Regions from separate parts of the Homo sapiens genome. Here region 1 is linked to region 2. Evidence: chromatin loops called from intact Hi-C (ENCODE). Cell type or tissue: right lobe of liver. All regions are shown on one strand. Links, peaks and the distances in the headings refer to the core of each region. The heading gives the core; the rest is flanking DNA. Region 1 holds the start of LY6G6D (lymphocyte antigen 6 family member G6D). Region 2 holds the start of SAPCD1-AS1 (SAPCD1 antisense RNA 1).

Region 1 (9,145 bases), core at 481-8,480, 57 kb after region 2:
CACGTAATTTTTGTTTAATCTAAAAATGATTTTATTTAATTTTAGAGAAAAGATCTTGCTCTCTCACTCAGGCTGGAGTGTGGTGGTGCAATCATACCTCCCTATAGCCTCAAACTCCTGGGCTCAAGTAATCCTCCTGCCTCAGCCTCTCAGGAAACTGAGATTACAGGTGTGTGCCACTATGCCTGGCTAATTTTTTAAAAACATTTTTTGTAGAGATGGGGGTCTCACTTTGCTGCCCAGGCTGGTGTCAAACTCCTGACCTCAGGTGACTCTTCAGCCTTGGCCTCCCAAAGTGCTGGGATTACAAGTGTGTGCCACCAAGCCTAGCCTAAAAATTATTATTATTATTATTTTTGAGACAGGGTCTCATTTTGTTCCCCAGGCTGGAGTGTAGTGGCGTGATCATGGCTCATTGTAGCTTCAATCTCCCAGGCTCAAGCGATCCTCCCTCTTCAGCCCCCTGAGTAGCTAGGACTACAAGCATGTGCCACCACACCCAACTAATTTTTTAATCTGTTTGTTTGTTTGTTTGTTTGTTTTTTGTAGAGACAGGGTCTCCCTATGTTGCCCAGGCTGGTCTCAACTCTTGGGCTCAAGTGGTCCTCCCACCTTGGCCTCCTAAAGTGCTGGGATTACAGGTGCGAGTGACTGCACTGGCCCTAAAAGTAATTTTTTAAACTCCAGGTATAAAATAATTTATCAGGGCTCTTCAAATGTGTCAGGGTCATGAAAGACAAAGAAAAACAGAACTGGCACAGATCAGAGGAGACTAAGAAGACATGAGAGCTAAATGCAATGTAGGATCTTGCTAAATCAAATAAAGTCTGTAGATTAGTTAGTAGTATTGTATCAGTTATTTTGTGATTTTGATAATTGTGCTATGGTTATGTAAGATGTTAGCATTAGGAGAAGTTGAGTATTTCTGCAACTTTTCTGTCAATCCAAAATTATGTTAAAATAAAATATTAAAAACATGTACACACACACACACACACACACACACACACACACACACACCCCTCCCTGGTCCTTAACTAATGCCGAAAATTTGAAGTTTGGTTTTAACTTTGGCCTTTCAGGGCCAGAGCTCTTCATTTGTGAGCTAATGGGCCTATGAGATTCTTTTAGGAGAATAAGGAGGTGGGGAAGTGGGGGCACAAGGACTGTGGGCCTCTCAGGGGCTCCGTGCCAGGAGCCAGAAGGGGTACAGACTGCTCTCCTCTAACAGCTGCACCATCTGCCCAGAGCCAGACTGAGCCTGGAGGGTTCTGGAAGCCAGAAGGATTGACATGGGGCTGGAGGCAGGGAAAGGCTGCTGGAAGAGGGAGAAACTGAGGACTCACGGTTTCCAGGTAGCTTGATCTGTTCCAGGCCTGGCTGGGGTCTGCCCTCGCCACAGGTGGTCACGGCCTCTTTGCAAGAACTGCTGGGGCTTCCACCACAGTTGTAGCACCGCATTCGGTTTCCTGGCAGGAGAAAAGAGGCGCTGGACCTGGGCCCTCGGTGGAGCCGGCTGGCAGAAGGCCTGTGTGAGAAGCTAGCTGGCCGCCTCCTTACCCAAGGCAGCCCCTAGCAGGGAGCTGAGCAAGATCCCAACAAACTGGGGTTTCATCGCAGTCTGCCCGTGTCAGGACCGCCTCTACCTCCTGCCCACCCCCCTCCCCAGCCCGGCTCTGCCTGCCTTATATCCCCCGTGCCTTGAGCTTTATAGGGCTATAAAAAAGGAAGAAAGAGTCTCCCCCAGCAGGCACCAAGGGCCCCAGTGGGGACAGGGAGGGGCCCCACAGCATGCTCTCAGCATCCTCTGGAGTCCTCAAACTCCTTTATCCTCAGCAGCAGTCTGTGGACCAACAAGAACCCCTGAGGATCCCTGATACCCTTTCACAGGGTCCTTGAGGGTCCTCCTTTTGCAACTATCTGTGTAAGGTCAGATTTTCTTCATATACTGGACTTCAACGAAAACAACATATCCCAACAGACTGAATGCAGAAGCAGATAGGAAAACCCAGGCATCTCCCACGAAGCCTGACACTAGATTCACAAAAATGTAAAGCAATGCTCAGCTTCTCACTGTGCTGTGGAGAAATAATAGTTATTTTTCACAAAACTGTATTTTGTTAGCATGTAATACTTTATTATTTTTATTGTTTAAATAAATCAATAAATACCTACTTTAAATTTTCTGTTTTAATTTTTAATGTAGTAAATATTGATATAACCTCATAAAGAAAAGCTCTTCAGAGTCTTAAGTAACTTTGAAAAGTGTAAAGAGGTCCTGAGATCAATATTTTTGAAAAGAGCTGCTCTCCTGGGCACCTGTGTCTCCCCTATCTTCACTCCCTGTTCCTAGTCTTACTCCTCCTGGTACATGCTGGCTCTGATTCCCCAGATGGGCCTTCCTCCTTCCCAGTCTCTTCAACCCCAGCCTTCCAGGCTGTATCACCACCCCCCTACCCCAAATCCCATCCATGCCTTCCTTTCTAGTGATTTCTCCCCAGTGCAAGCACATCAGCAGGCCCTCCAGCCCCACCCGTGGTTATTTCTTTCCTCCAAGGTAGTAAAGCTGGCAGGGATAATTACAGGGTAGGAATGTTGAAGCTTGGGGGGATCAAAGGGATCTGAAGCTGGGTGGGGTCCGCCCTTACACAGCTGGGCTTTGTGTGTGCATGTGGGTGTGTGGGTGGGGGTATTGTTGATTCTACACTCAAACAGATCCACGCCGGGGCTGTTTAGGAGGGTGACTTTGAGAGACATGAAAGCACTGAGGGGGAAAGACAGAGAAAACAAAGACAGAGAGAAGCTGAGAGAGCCAGGGAGCAGCTTGAGACATGGGGAGGGAGGGGGAGGAGTAGGAGGGAAGGCGACAGACACAACTCAGGAGCAGGAGAGGAAGCTAAGTTACAGAGACAACATGCTGAGAGAGCAGAGGAGACCCTCCAGGCAAGGGCAGACTCCTTGCAGGGGCAGGCTGGGGGCCCCCGCTGCCTGCTGGGTCAGGCTGGTGAATCTGGTCATGGTTCCGCCCCCCAGATTCACTCCCTAGGTGTGTTTGTTTACTGGTTCCTCACTGTCTTGCTCAAATGCTCCAACTCTACAAATCCCGGGATCTCGGGGTGCAGATCACCTCTCCCAGATTCCTGAGCCTGTGTCTGGCCATGGGCACCTCCAGCATCTTCCTCTGCGTGCTGTTCCTCTGTGGGGCACTGGGTAAGGGTGGGCTGGGGAACCTTCAGTGGTCAGGGGGCTGGGGGTGGGGACAAGGGCATGTGGAGGAACCTGAGGGCTGGGGAGGAGAGGGGTGTGGGTGCTGGAAGAGGCCAAGAAGAGAGCTGGGGGAGTGGGGGACTTCAGGGAGACCAGCCACTGGGAAGGCCAGCCTGATGAGGTGGGAAAGGAAGAGTTTCCTTTCAAGGCATTTGAGAATAACTGTCTCCCCCTTGCTGCATCTTTGATCCGCCCCTGTCTCCCCTATCCCTTATTTCACGTGTTGCTTCTGTGCTGGGCCCTTTGGTCAATGTCAATTTCTATTTTCCTATCTGTCTCTGGTGCCATTTACTTAACTTTTTCACTGACCCCCTCAACTTCCCTGCTGCTGGGTCTGGCTTTTTGTCTCACTCTTTTTATGTTGGTCTCTGATTCTTGTGGCTTCTGTTCATGTCTGCGCATCTCTCAATCCCTGTACCCCTCTTGCCTCCATCTCTGTTTCTTTTCCTGCATCGTCTCCCTCTTTTTTTTTGAGACAGAGTCTCGTTCTGTCACCCAGGCTGGAGTGCAGTGGCATGATCTCGGCTCACTGCAACCTCAGCCACCCAGATTCAAGAGATTCTCCTGCCTCAGCCTCCCAAGTAGCTGGGACTAGAGGCATGTGCCACCATGCCCGGCTAATTTTTTGTATTTTTAGTAGAGACGGGGTTTCACTGTGTTAGCCAGGATGGTCTCAATCTTCTGACCTCATGATCAGCCCGCCTCGGCCTCCCAACGTGCTGGGATTACAGGCGTGAGCCACTGCGCCCAGCTATTTTTTCTACTTCTGTCAGCTTTCCTCCCTTATTCCACAGCTTTCCTCTCTCTGCTTCATGTGTCACCTCTCTCTGTGATCCCTCTCCGGATCTGGCCTCTGCCTGCCCCACAGGGAGGGTTTGCCTCTCCTGCTCTCCTAATCTCTGCTGCCTCAACAGGTCTCACCATGTCCCCTGCCCGGGGAAGGCTCCGCTGCTACATCTGTGGCTTCACCAAACCCTGCCACCCTGTTCCCACCGAGTGTCGGGACGATGAAGCTTGTGGCATCAGTATTGGCACTTCAGGTAGGACTCTGGTCCAATGGCCCTTCTCCAGGAGGCTCCCTACCTCCATCCATCCGGCCTTTCCTGTGGCCCCCGCCTCAGCATGCCTCTTTCATCCCACAGACCAGAGTGAGATCACTGAGTGAAAAAGCTGCCTCTCAAGGGCCCAGTGCCCTCTGCCAGGCTATGCCACCTACTGGCTGCACTCCTACACTCTGTGGCACCACTGCTGCGAGCAGGACCTGTGCAACATAGCCGCTTCCCCACAGCAGCTCACCAGCCTCCTCGCCTCCCTGCCCCTCTTTGTGGCCAGCTTCGCTGGGAGAGGACACCTCCTCCACTAGCTTCCGTGGATCTGCAGCCCCCAACCCAGGATACCCCCCGCCATCACTGCGGCCCTGGAAACACCTGCACAGACACTTTGAGACATGCCCGAGAACCTAATTTTGTACAGAGACCCCAGATCTCTCAGCAGACCCCTCACAGACCCCTCACAAGGCCTGGGGAGGCACCTGCCCAGAGTCCAACCTCATAAAGAACACCTATTCTGCGTCTTTTGTCTTTTCTAGATGCCCATTGCTGATGCCCCGTGTCAGCCCAGGTCACTGGCAAGGCAGGCATTTTGATGACACTGTGGATCTCAGGCAAGGGGATCAAAGGAGCATCAGGTATGGTAAGGAGGAGAGTCTTGCTAGGAAAGACTAATGTGGTAGGTCGGGAACTCAGGATGGAGGGCTTGGGGGACTATGAAGAGTACCTTTAATAAAAGGTCTATCTAGGAGTCCAGTAATACTGCAGATACTGCAGTGTGTGTGTGTGTGTGTGTGTGTGTGTGTGTGTGTGTCTGTGTGTGTGTGCTCTAAGAGCAAACTGTAGCTGCTTGGTGGGTTGGGCTGGAGCTGGAACCTGGACCACGGCACTCCCCTCATTCTCCATCTGTGTCATTTTCGTCCTTTTTCTTGCCAATGGCTTAGTTTAAGCCCCTGCAGCCTGAAGCCTTTAGGTGAGACTTCTGAGAAAGCTTTTTTCCAGTAAGGCCCAAGCTTGAGCAGAGACACAAAAGGGCACCCAGTGGAGCTGCTTGTGAGGGTGTGGCTGGAGCTCAGCTCATTTCTGCCTGAGACTAGGGAATGGCCAAGTTGGGAGCATCAATATCCTCCCTCGCTTCACCAGCCCAGACTCGCCCATGGTTCACAGACATCCCAGCATGGCCCCGGCCCAATAAATAACATACCCCCACTGGGCCTGCCAGCCTGAGTAGACACTCCCTCTGCCCCCGAGAAATAGGGTGTGACCTCAGGGCAGCAGGAAGGAAGTGCCAGAGTGGCGATAGCTGCTCACATGCTCTGAATGCCCCGGTAAGGCGCCACAGGGAAGAGTGTGTGCCTAGGATAAGGAAGGATAAGGAGGGGGCCCCGGGTGGGAGCTGAGCACAGGCATCTCTATCCTGACTCAGTTCCCTCCCCTTGCATGTGAGGAAGTCTGGGGTTGATTAAATATGCCTGTTCCCTCTCTTCTTTGTGAGGATGAGACATGGGGTAGTGGGGGTCTGGCTTAATTTAGAGATGGGTTGAGGCTTTCCATTTTCTCTGTCCCTCCATCCTCCCACTTTGTGCTTCTATTTTTCTCCCTCTGTCCATCTCTTTCCACTTTCTCTGACTTGAGTCTCTTCCCTTCTCTCTCTTCCCCCGTTTTCCCCATTTGTCCTTCAGCTCCACTGCAATGGATTCCTCACCATTGCTCAAGTCTCCAGATTCCTGTCTCCTCCCTGTGCACACCCATCCTCCTTGCCCCCACCAGCAACCTCAGGCTCCCCTCAACCCCACAGTACTATGGGCTCAGGGCCATCCCTCCACTGCTGCTACAAGACAGGAGACCAAACCTTTTTGTAGGTTACATCACAGAATAATGCTCCTCCTTTCCTTCAGTCCCCCACCCCTCCCCATACACAGCTTGGTGGCTGCTGGAGGCCAGCTGGATGGTGAAGTCGAACTCTCAGTCCCGCCCCCCTTGCTAAGGTTGTCGAGGAATCTTCCAGGTGCCAGATGGCCAGCGAGACAGCAGGTCACACTTCCCAGCAGATGTCACCAAAATCACCTGGGCTTGTGGGCAGGTGGGCTGTGGGGTTTTCCAGAGAGACAGATTAAGGATACCTCTACTTTTCACATCCTCAGGAACGAGGGCCCATCCCCAACCCAACCCGTGTTTCCTCTCCATCCCCAGTCCCCTCCAGGATTTAAGCCTCTGTTCCCTAGCTGTTCCTCACCCAAGACGGGCCAAATGGATGTTCTCATAGACCTGGATTTCGGGTTTGAACTGAGGAATCGAGGCATCTGGGGAGAAGGAGCCATCAGGGATACAGAAGAGAAGTCAGCAGACAACTTAGAGCCGTGTTCCTCGCCCCCTCCCCTAGAGGAGGTGGGGTACAGAGGCGGGGTGTGAGCCTAGCCCTTTGCCTCCCACCCATGTGCCCTCTTCTTTCCCCGGGGAGGGAGGGACTCACCTCTGCCTGGAGCCCCACGGACCCTCTGCCTCCAGAGCACGATGCTGAGGGCCAGGATGACAACTCCCTGGCCCATTGTGAGCAGCAGCATCAGAATCCAAGGCATGTCCCAGCCCGTGGAAGGGGCACAGAGGGCAGGAGAAGCATCGATGGAGGCTGTAGTAAGGGCCAGACCAGAGGGATGGGAGGGAGGTAGTGAGGGGCCCTGTCCCTGTGCCCCAAAGAGAGGCTTCCCCTCCACAGTCTGGTGGGCTCTTCCAACAGAAGACTTTGTAAGCTTCCCTGCCCACAATATCCTCCACCCTACTCTGCCCCTTTCCAGGCCTCTCACCCTGACCCATAGAGAATGGCGGCCAGGCACAGTGGCTCATGCCTGTAATTCCAGCACATTAGGAGGCCAAGGCGAGCAGACCACTTGAGGTCAGGAGTTCAAGACCAGCCTGGTCAACATGATGAAACCTCATCTCTACTGAAAGTATAAAAATTGAGGCCAGGCGCAGTGGTTCACACCTGTAATCCCAGCACTTTGGGAGGCCGAGGTGGGTGGATCACCTGAGGTCAGGAGGTCGAGACCAGCCTGACCAACATGGTGAAACCCCATCTCTACTAAAAACACAAAAAAGAGGCCGGGCGCTGTGGCTCACACCTGTAATCCCAGCACTTTGGGAGACCAAGGCGGGCAGATCACGAGGTCAGGAGATTGAGACTATCCTGGCCAACATGGTGAAACCCCGGCTCCACTAAAAATACAAAAATTAGCTGGACGTGGTGGCATATGCCTGTAATCCTAGCTACTCGAGAGGCTGAGGCAGGAGAATCACTTGAACCAGGGAGTCAGAGGTTGCAGTGAGCCGGGATTGCGCCACTGCACTCCAGCCTGGCGACAGAGAGAGACTCTGTCTCAAAAAAAAAACAAAAAAAAACACACACACACACACAAAAGTTAGCCAGGCGTGGTGGCAGGCACCTGTAGTCCAGCTACTCAGGAGGCTGAGATGGGAGAATAGCTTGAACCCAAGAGGCAGAGGTTGCAGTGAGCCAAGATCGTGCCACTGCATTCCAGCCTGGCCAACAGAACAAGTCTCCATCCCAAAAAAAAAAAAAAAAAAAAAAAAAAGGCCAGGCGTGGTGGCTCACACCTATAATCCTAACACTTTGGGAGACTGAGGCAGGCAGATCATGAGGTCAAGAGATCAAGGCCATCCTGGCCAACATGGTGAAACCCCGTCTCTACTAAAAATACAATTTTTTTTTTGAGATAGAGCTTCGCTCTTGTTGCCCAGGCTGGAGTGCAATGGCGTGATCTTGGCTCACTGCGCCCTCCACCTCCCAGGTTCAAGTGATTCTCCTGCCTCAGCCTCCCGAGTAGCTGGGGTTAGAGGCATGTGCCACCATACCCGGCTAATTTTGTATTTTTAGTAGAGACAGAATTTCTCCATGTTAGTCAGGCTGGTCTTGAACTCCCAACCTCAAGTGATCCGCCTGCTTCGGCCTCCCAAAGTGCTGGGATTACAGGATTGAGCTACCATGCCTGGCCTAATAATAATAAAATAAAATAAAATAAAATAAAAAGTAGAGAATGGCAATGCCCCCTGCTCACGCATGGGCAACCAACTACAGAGCAGACCACCAGCCATAACCACACTTTCCCCTCACACCCTTTATAGTAATTCACCCTTTCTTTCAAGAAAAAATAGCCAGATGTGATGGCTCATGCCTGTAACCCCAGCACTTTGGGAGACCAAGATAGGAGGATCATTTGAGGCCAGTAGTTTGAGACCAGACTGGGCAACATAGCAAGATCCTGTCTCTACAAAAAATTTAAAGGTGCGGTGGCTCATGCCTATAATCCCAGCACTTTGGGAGACTGAGGCAGGCAGATCACTAGAAGTCAGGAGGTTGATACCAGCCTGGCCAAAATGGTGAAATCTCGTCTCTACTAAAAGTACAAAAAATTATCCAGGCATGGTGGCGGGCGCCTGTAATTCCAGCTACTTGGGAGGCTGAAGTGAAAGAACATCCCTTTCCGTCTCCTTCCTCAGTTTACCTGCCAGGCTAAAGCTGACCCCTTTGTTGTGAGTCATGAGGCAGCGGATGATTCTTGGTCTTCGGCTCCTGGGCTCAGAAAGCCCCTCCCCAGGACACACCAAGAGCAGGGCAGCCTCACTGCCCCAGAAGGACTGAACACGGCCCCTCACGGGACCCTTCCCTTCCTGCCAGGTCACAGAGTCCATGCGTCTGCTGGGGACCACAGAGCACAGGAGGACATTGCAGGGGGATCCATCTGCAGCCCTTGCAGATAACTGGGATCCTGTAGGGGAGAGAGGGATTCCTCAGTTCTTCACCTGGACTTCCT
Region 2 (9,145 bases), core at 516-8,515:
CTATTTTCCTTCCTCAGCCTCCTAAGTAGCTGGGATTACAAGCACGCGCCACCACACCTGGCTAATTTTTATAGTTTTAGTAGAAACAGAGCTTCACCATGTTGGCCAGGCTGGTCTTGAACTCCTGATCTCAGATGATCTGCCGGCCTCGGCCTCCCAAAGCGCTGGGATTCCAGGCGTGAGCCACCGCGCCAACCCCGTCATCATTTCTTGCTGAACCCTTGCTGAGGGGTGAGAGGGTCAGGCCAGGCCTGAAAGGGCCTCATTTTCTTAGGAGGCAGTGGGTTTTTGACCTCCACTCTCCAGATCCCTTTCCCCAACCCAGGGAAATGTAGCCACGGGGGCCATTTTGACCGGAGCAGCTCCCAGCCACCGAGGGGAGGCATCAACAAGGACAGCACATCCCCAGGCTTCTCCCCTCACCACATGCTGCACCTCCAGGCTGCAAAACTGGCCCTTCTAGCCTCCATCCAGGCCTTCAGCCTTCTGCGAAGCCGCCTGGGAGACAGGGATTTCTCCAGGTGAGTGGCCTCCTGGGGATGGACCCCTTCATGGGGAGGCGCTCCTGCGGGAAGGGAGAAACCAGGCGCTGGGGACAAACGTGCAGGCCCTTCACTGTGTCTCTGGCTTGCTCCCCAGGCTGCTGGACATCACCCCAGCCTCCAGCCTGAGCTTTGTCCTGGACACCACGGGCAGCATGGGTGAGGAGATCAACGCTGCCAAAATCCAGGCTCGCCACCTTGTGGAGCAGCGGAGAGGCAGCCCCATGGAGCCTGTCCACTATGTCCTGGTGCCTTTTCATGACCCAGGTAAGTGTGGTCTGGCTAGGACAGTAGAGGGGAGGAAAATTCAAGGTAAGGGATAGACTGGGCGTGGTGGCTCACGCCTGTAATCCCAGCACTTTGGGAGGCTGAGGCAGGTGGATCACCTGAGGTCGGGAGTTTGAGACCAGCCTGACTAATATGGAGAAACCCCGTCTCTACTAAAAATACAAAATTAGCCGGGCGTGGTGGTGGGCACCTATAATCCCAGCTACTCGGGAGGCTGAGGCAGGAGAATCGCTTGAACCCAGGAGGCAGAGGTTGCGGTGAGCCCCGAGATCGTGCCTTTGCACTCCAGCCTGGGCAACAAGAGCAAAAAGCTCTGTCACAAAAAAAAAAAAAAAAAAAAAAAAAAAAGAAAAGAAAGAAAAAAAAAAGAAAAGATAAAAAGGTAAGGGATAAAGGCCTGTGGTGAGGAAGTGGGCTCGGGGTGGCACTTCCTGTAGTCCCGAGTGAGCCTCTACTGTGTGCATACAGAAAATTAGCAGCAACCTGGGTGGGGTGGCTCACACCTGTAATCCCAGCACTTTGGGAGGCAGAGGTGGGTGGATCGTTTGAGCCCAGGATTTCAAGACCAACCTGGGCAACACAGAGAAACACAGGTCTCTACAAAAAAATTAATAAAAATTATGTGTGGGTGTGGTGGCACATGCCTATAGTCCCAGCTACTTGGGAAGCTGAGGCAGGAGGATCACTTGAGCCCAGGAGACTGAGGTTGCAGTGAGCCGTGATGGCACTACTGCACTCCAGAGCGGCCTGGGTGACGCAGTGAGACCCTGTCTCTAAAAAAAAAAAAAAAGATAACTAGCAGACTTGCCTCCCACTCTTTCTAAAATGGCAGCACTTTCCATGAGTTTAATGCATGATTCATGCTTTGGCACGTGGCCTCTGCTTTCTTAGGCTTTCATGCTAATAAACCATTTTCTTTTTTTTTTTTTTTTTTTTTTTTTTGAGACGGAGTCTCGCTCTGTCGCCCAGGCTGGAGTGCCATGGCGCGATCTCGGCTCACTACAAGCTCCGTCTCCCGGGTTCACGCCATTCTCCTGTCTCAGCCTCCTGAGTAGCTGGGACTACAGGCGCCCGCCACCACGCCCGGCTAATTTTTGTATTTTTAGTAGAGACGGAGTTTCACCGTGTTAACCAGGATGGTCTCCATCTCCTGACCTCGTGATCCGCCCGCCTCGGCCTCCCAAAGTGCTGGGATTACAGGTGTGAGCCACCGTGCCCGGCCGCCATTTTCAATTCTCTCCATTTCCTATAGACAGAGATTGGTATCAAGATGGGGTTGTTGGGGCCAGGCTTCTGGGAAGCATCTGAGATAACTAGCTACATTGTATTCCTTTTCCATTGATTAGAAGTTAGACTCTCTGGCTTGAGTCTGACTGTGTGTCTTTAGGCTGGTCATGTAAACTTTCTTTGCCTCGATTTCATCATCTGTAAAATGGGTATCAGTTATCACATCAGGGTGGGGCAGGATGTTGGAATGTCATCAGTTAAGGCTATTTTCACTTCTTTTGTGGATCTTCAGTTGCTTCAGGCCATCTGGATGTATAAGTGCCAGTCACAGGGGATATGATTGGTTAGCTTGGGCTCAGAGGCCTGACACCTCCCTCATCCTGCCTAACTCCCAGAGTTGAAATGATGATCAAATAAAATGCCTACTGGACTGAGAGTTGCCTAAATTTGAGTCTTATTTGCCTGCATACATCCTACAGTGGCTGGCATTTAATAGACTTATTATGTTTGATGAAGATATAAATAAAGGTATAACTAAGAACTTAGCACTTATGTGTCAAAGCACTATCTTAAGATTTGCAAAATCAACTCATTTAGTCCTCCCAATAAACCTCTGAGGTAAGTGCTATTCGGTCTCTTTTCTTATGAGGAAACCCAGTTTTTTTTTTTCTTTTCTTTCTTTTTTTTTTTTTTTGAGAGAGAGAGAGGGAGAGTCTCACTCTGTCACCCAGGTTGGAGTGCAATGGTACAATCATGCCTCACTGCAGCCTCGATTCAAGCAATCCTCCTGCCACAGCCTCCTGAGTAGCTGGGACTACAGATGAGCACCACCATATCTGGCTAATTTTTGTATTTTTTTGTAGAGATGGGGTCTCACTATGTTACCCAGGCTGATCTCGAGCTCCTGGGCTCAAGTGATCCTCCCACTTCAGCCTCTCAAAGTGCTGGGATAATAGGTGTGACCATTTTTTTTTTTATATACGCACATGTAGCCAATAAAGGCCTACAGGAAATGCCACCATTTTTTTCAGGGAGTGGAGGCCACCTTCCCACCAGGGACACCTAGGTCTGCCCTGCCCTGCCCCGCCCTGCCCCGCCCTGCACTGACAAGTATGACTTTTTTTTTTTTTTTTTGAGATGGAGTCTGTCGCCAGACTGGAGTGCAGCGGCACGATCTCGGCTCACTGCAACCTCTGCCTCCCGGGTTCAAGTGATTCTCCTGCCTCAGCCTCCCCAGTAGCTGGGGAGGCTACTGGGGAGCCTCTGGGGAGGCTACTGGGGAGGCTACGGGCATGCATCACCATGCCCAGCTAATTTTTATATTTTTTAGTAGAGACGAGGTTTCACCATGTTGGCCAGGATGGTTTTGATCTCTTGACCTCATGATCCACCCACCTTGGCCTCCCAAAATGCTGGGATTACAGGTGTGAGCCACCGCACCCGGCCAAGTATGAGTCTTATAATGGAGTATTGTTATTTCAATACCTGTCGGCTCCAGAAGCACACCAGGCCCCTCAACTGGGGAGGTGGCTCTGGGTAAGAATGAGGGGAGCTCTTTCCTCACTTATCTTAACCTCCTTTCCCCTTCCCAGGGTTCGGCCCTGTCTTTACAACCAGTGACCCTGACAGCTTCTGGCAACAGCTTAATGAGATCCATGCCTTGGGGGGTGGAGACGAGCCTGAGATGTGCCTGTCAGCCCTGCAGGTCTGGCCCCTCCCTTCTTCCCCGTTTCCTGGCCCCACCACCAGGGGGAGCTAGATCCCTCCTGGGGCTCCCCACCACCTTCAGCACCTAGATCCACTAGCTTCACTGTAGGGTTCCCGGGCCATATTCCCTTCTGCTTCATCCTCCGTGGCTCTACCCATTCCCCTCCTACTGCCATTGTTAACACTGGTCGTTGCCTTCCCTGCCAGCTGGCCCTGCTGCACACACCTCCACTCTCAGATATCTTTGTCTTCACGGATGCCTCCCCCAAGGATGCCTTTCTCACCAACCAGGTGGAATCCCTGACTCAGGAGCGGCGCTGCCGGGTGAGCAGAGCTAGTGGGAGACCCAGTGTTAGCCTCCCAGGGATGTGAGAGACCCTGTGATGACAATCTCATAACGAGGGTTGCACCACACTATGGTGGCCCAACAAGCCTTGGTATATGGTGGGAGAAGCAGACAATGAGTGGAACATTTCCTGATACCTTTAATGATATACGTAAGAGGCCCTACCCTTAATAACGCTGAATTTTTATTTGACCCTGCCTAATAAACAATGTGAAGAACTGGGGCTCTAGTCGCCAAAAATCCACTGTGACAGTTACAAGGGGGTGGCCAACTACTAACTGAAGGCAGGGGGTTCTGTCATTGGGATTCCCCACCCCAGCAGCCAGAAGGCAGGCAGAGACCTTATCACAAACCATCAGCTCTGGAGAAAGCTTGAGCACAGGGATTCTCATTCATAATAGTGGATGGCACTTGGACACCCCAATCACTGAGCTCTCTTCTGGGTACAGGTAACATTCCTGGTGACTGAAGATACATCAAGGGTTCAGGGTCGAGCTCGGCGTGAGATCTTGTCCCCTCTGCGTTTTGAGCCATACAAAGCAGTGGCCCTGGCCTCAGGAGGAGAGGTGATCTTCACCAAAGACCAGCACATTCGAGACGTGGCAGCCATTGTTGGGGAGAGCATGGCTGCCCTGGTAAGTGGGGGCCAGGGCCCTCACTTAGGAACTGAAGGGTGGTCAGGCTGCACCTCTCTTCTTATAGGAGAAAGGGGAATCACTCTCACTGCTGTGTTGTTCTTCCAGTCACGGGGCAGGAAAGGAAGTTTCTCTTCCTCTTAGATCCATGACTAGCCACTTCTTTTTTTTTTTTTGAGATGGAGTCTTATGGTCACCCAGGTTGGAGTGCAGTGGCACAATCTCGGCTCATTGCAACCTCCACCTCCCGGGTTCAAGGGATTCTCCTGCCTCAGCCTCCCAAGTCGCTAGAGTTACCAGTGCCCACCACCAGGCCTGGCTAATTTTTGTATTTTTTTAGTAGAGCCGGGGTTTCACCGTTTTTTTGGCCAGGCTGGTTTCGTACTCCTGACCGCAAGTGATCCGCCTACCTTGGCCTCCCACAGTGCTGGGATTACAGGCGCGAGCCACCACGCCTGGCCTGCATTGTCCTTTTATATCAGTAAACCTCTCCCCACTTGGCTTCCAGTATTCTGCCTCCAGGGTTACCACAGGAAGTCCTACCATCTTTTTGGGGAGGTGGCTTGTATTTTGCAGAGACAGAGTCTTGCTATATTGACTAAGCTGTTCTTGAACCCCTGGCCTCAAGTGATCCTCCTGCCTTGGTCTCCCAGGTGCTGGGATTACAGACATGAGCCACCACGCCTGGCCTATCATCTTTTAATGGGGCACAAGATGTGATTGTCTCATCCTGAATCCCTTGCCTCCAACTTTGTCTCTGACCATAATAACTTCATCCCTGGCCCCGTGCCCCTCTCTTACTGGTATCCCTTTCTGCCTGTTTGACGTGGTTTCTTTCTTTTTTCTTTTTCTTTCTTTTTTTTTTTTTTTTTTTTTTTGAGACAGAGTCTTGCACTGTCGCCCAGGCTGGAGTGCAATGGTACAATCTTGGCTCACTGCAGCCTCTGCCTGTTGGGTTCAAGCGATTCTCCTGCTCCAGCCTCCCAAGTAGCTGGGATTACAGGAGCCCACCACCACACCTGGCTAATTTTTTGTATTTTTTTTTTTTTAGTAGAGATGTAGTTTCACTGTGTTGGCCAGGCTGGTCTCGAACTCTTGACCTTGTGATCCACCCGCCTCAGCCTCCCAAAGTGCTGGGATTACAGGCGTGACCAACTGCGCCCGGCCCAATGACGTGGTTTCTTTCTATCTCCCCTTTCTTCTTTGTTCCTCATCCCATACCTCATCTTCTTCCCCATTTTCTGGTCCTGCCAATCCCTCAAGGTGACTCTTCCCCTGGACCCTCCTGTTGTGGTGCCTGGGCAGCCACTTGTGTTCAGCGTGGATGGGCTGCTCCAGAAGATCACAGTCCGGATCCACGGAGACATCAGCAGCTTCTGGATCAAGAACCCTGCAGGTACCTCTGAAGGTAGAGGGAAGAGAGGGGACCGGGGAATAGACAATCGAGGGGATGTACTCAAGGAGAGCAAGTGCTTCATGTGACAATCTCTTCCCTGACCCCAGGGGTCTCCCAGGGCCAGGAGGAAGGCGGGGGTCCTCTAGGTCACACTCGCCGCTTTGGGCAGTTCTGGATGGTGACCATGGATGACCCTCCACAGACAGGAACCTGGGAGATCCAGGTCACAGCTGAGGACACCCCTGGGGTGAGAGTGCAAGGTAAGGAGGGAGGTGTTCCTGGGAAGGGGAAGCAGAGACTGCAGGCCTCAGAGAACACGATCAGTCACATTCCTTTCAGGAAGGGCTCTGACTGCCTTTGCCCTTTCCCAGCCCAGACCTCCCTGGACTTCCTCTTCCACTTTGGGATCCCCATGGAGGATGGACCCCACCCTGGCCTCTACCCCCTGACTCAGCCAGTTGCAGGTACATTTATTCCCTGAGCCCCCACCCACCTAACCCCCAGTTTTATATATATATATAAAATATATAATATATAATATATATATTATATATATAATGTATATATGTATACATACATCTGTGCATATGCATAACTTTTATATTGAGTTATAATTTACATAATGTGCACTAAAGTGTACAGTTTGATGGATTTCATATAATACACCCAGTTCAGGATATAGAACATTTCCAGCACCCCAGAACTCCCTCCTGATGCTCCCCATCAATACCCCTCGAAGGTAACCTATTTTCCCATCCATACTCCCCAGAGGGAACCCCTATTTTGAAGGCCATTAATTCTTTTCTCCCTGTGTCTCCGAATCTCACAATGTTCTCCCCTCCTCGCCCCTGTCCCAGGTCTTCAGACCCAGCTGCTGGTAGAAGTGACAGGGTTGGGTTCCAGAGCCAATCCTGGGGATCCTCAGCCGCATTTCTCCCACGTCATCCTTCGAGGGGTCCCAGAGGGTGCCGAACTAGGCCAGGTGCCCTTGGAGCCCGTGGGACCTCCGGAGCGAGGTCTCCTCGCAGCCTCGCTGTCGCCCACGCTGCTGTCCACCCCTAGACCCTTCTCCCTGGAGCTGATTGGCCAGGACGCAGCGGGGCGGCGCCTGCACAGGGCTGCCCCTCAGCCTAGCACTGTAGTCCCTGTCCTTCTGGAGGTGAGACGCCAGGGGAAAGTGCGGCTGGGGCTGGAGAGAGTTAGAGCGGCCCCTTCCCTGAAGAACCCTTCTCTGCAGCTTAGTGGCCCCTCGGGTTTCTTGGCCCCGGGCAGCAAAGTCCCGCTCAGTCTCCGCATCGCCAGCTTCTCGGGCCCTCAGGATCTTGACCTTAGGACTTTCGTCAACCCCAGCTTCTCCCTCACCTCCAACCTCTCCAGGTGAGGCTCATGAACCCTCCAGCTCCCTCTGGCATCTTGCCCGGCCAATGCTTATCCCAAGCCCTGCCCCTGTCCCCCTCCGACTGGCCCTCAGAATCCTCCTCTCCGCTCCCGTGCCCCTGCAGGCGTCCCGACTCTAGGCTCTGGGCAGCCTGGAGCTTTAGCGACGCCTATATCCTCTCTCCAGGGCTCACCTGGAACTGAATGAGTCGGCCTGGGGCCGCCTGTGGCTGGAGGTCCCAGATTCAGCGGCCCCGGATTCCGTGGTGATGGTGACTGTGACTGCAGGGGGACGAGAAGCCAACCCAGTACCCCCGACTCATGCTTTCCTCCGGCTCCTGGTATCGGCCCCAGCCCCGCAGGTGAGGAACCACTACTTTCCATCACAGGGTGGGCAAGGCCGGGGAGGGTGGTGTAGGTTTAATTTGAGTACAGCTCTAGCACACCCTGTCATTCTCTTCCTTTTCCCCACAGGACCGGCACACCACCCCTACCGGCTCATCTGACCCGATCCTCACCACGGCCACCCCTGCCTTTTCCCCCTTCACATTGGTGACTCAAGGCAGGGCTGGGGCAGGGCTGGCTGCGGGCAGCCCCTGGTGGGGCACAGTTGGAGGGGTGCTGCTTCTGCTAGGCCTGGCCTCCTGGTGACACAACGGGCTCTAAAGGGATGGGTCTCCAGCACTATTTTCAACCTGCCCCATTGGTAAGAAGACCTGGGACACATTTGTCACATAGGTCTTAGGACCTTACCTCTCCTAGCTGGGATGAAGGTTTTCTCTTTTTTGTTGTTGTTGTTTTTTTTTTGAGATGTAGTTTTGCTCATTGCCCAGGCTGGAGTGCAGCGGCGCAATCTCGGCTCGCTGCAACCTCTGCCTCCTAGGTTCAAGCGATTCTCCTGCCTCAGCCTCCCAAGTAGCTGGGATCACAGGTGCCCGCCACCACGCCCGGCTAATTTTTTGTATTTTTAGTAGAGACAGGGTTTCACTATGTTGGCCAGGCTGGTCTCAAACTCCTGACCTCAGGTGATCTGCCTGCCTCGGCCTCCCAAAGTGCTGGGATTACAGGCGTGAGCCACCGTGCCCAGCCAATGAAGGTTTTCTTTCTCCATCACATCCCTTTCCTTTCTTAGAAACTTCGAGACTGGGGCTGGGTGCAGTGGCTCACGCCTGTAATCCCAGCACTCTGGGAGGCTGAGGCAGGAGGATCACTTGAGCCCAGGAGGTTGAGGCTGCAGTGAGTTGTGGTCGAACCACTGCACTACAGCCTGAGCGACAGTGAGACCCTATCTCAGAAACAAAACAAAACAAAACACCCTGCAAGACTGGGATAGAGGGCAATGGATATTCCCACAATGCACTTTTCCTAACCCTATGAGAAACAAACCAAAGACATTTTTGGAGAAAGCTGCTTTCTGGAGCAGTTTCAGTTTTATTTTTGTATTTAAGGCTGAAGGACAGTTTCAATAAACATGCTTCTTCCCAGAGGGATTTCAAAGAAAGATCGTTTTTGCATGTCATATAGGGGAGAATGAGGACATGAGACACCAAGAAGATGAAGTTTTCAGGAGCAGAGGAGAAACTTTACACCAACATGTCTGAACTTCATTGACTCACTACCTGGAGCC

What was found. Peaks named below come from ENCODE experiments on the same cell type or tissue, not always from the same donor. Only the 100,000 strongest peaks of a DNase experiment are listed, where the experiment ranks them.
Region 1: it touches region 2 in a loop (1.9-fold over the local background); 33 of 110 quality-filtered maps call a loop at or near these places.

What each region holds. Positions count from the first base shown.
Region 1 is chr6:31,707,826-31,716,970 of GRCh38, reverse strand. It overlaps LY6G6F-LY6G6D (LY6G6F-LY6G6D readthrough), which reads right to left. Exons shown (of 6, transcript NM_001353334.2): 3 at 8,837-9,100; 4 at 6,790-6,945; 5 at 1,347-1,469. LY6G6F (lymphocyte antigen 6 family member G6F) reads right to left here. Exons shown (of 6, transcript NM_001003693.3): 3 at 8,837-9,100; 4 at 6,790-6,945; 5 at 6,553-6,619; 6 at 6,292-6,404. The coding sequence ends at 6,380. LY6G6D (lymphocyte antigen 6 family member G6D) reads right to left here and starts at 1,623. Exons shown (of 3, transcript NM_021246.4): 1 at 1,561-1,623; 2 at 1,347-1,469. The coding sequence starts at 1,615. It also overlaps the pseudogene LY6G6E. RefSeq lists an enhancer at 2,890-3,673. In right lobe of liver, for the core only: a CTCF peak has its summit at 4,488 (motif pointing left); no DNase peak of the experiment used is centred there.
Region 2 is chr6:31,764,618-31,773,762 of GRCh38, reverse strand. It overlaps VWA7 (von Willebrand factor A domain containing 7), which reads left to right. Exons shown (of 17, transcript NM_025258.3): 6 at 326-521; 7 at 640-809; 8 at 3,650-3,762; 9 at 3,972-4,088; 10 at 4,560-4,745; 11 at 6,009-6,141; 12 at 6,249-6,401; 13 at 6,513-6,605; 14 at 6,999-7,300; 15 at 7,379-7,518; 16 at 7,706-7,880; 17 at 7,993-8,173. The coding sequence ends at 8,169. SAPCD1-AS1 (SAPCD1 antisense RNA 1) reads left to right here and starts at 8,175. Exons shown (of 2, transcript NR_126423.1): 1 at 8,175-8,224; 2 at 9,043-9,145. SAPCD1 (suppressor APC domain containing 1) reads right to left here. Exons shown (of 5, transcript NM_001039651.2): 5 at 8,913-9,145. It overlaps MSH5-SAPCD1 (MSH5-SAPCD1 readthrough (NMD candidate)), which reads right to left. Exons shown (of 29, transcript NR_037846.1): 29 at 8,913-9,145. RefSeq lists enhancers at 577-871, 597-891. In right lobe of liver, for the core only: CTCF peaks have their summits at 749 (motif pointing left) and 3,797 (motif pointing right); DNase peaks (open chromatin) are centred at 702 and 3,792; H3K27ac peaks cover 533 bases.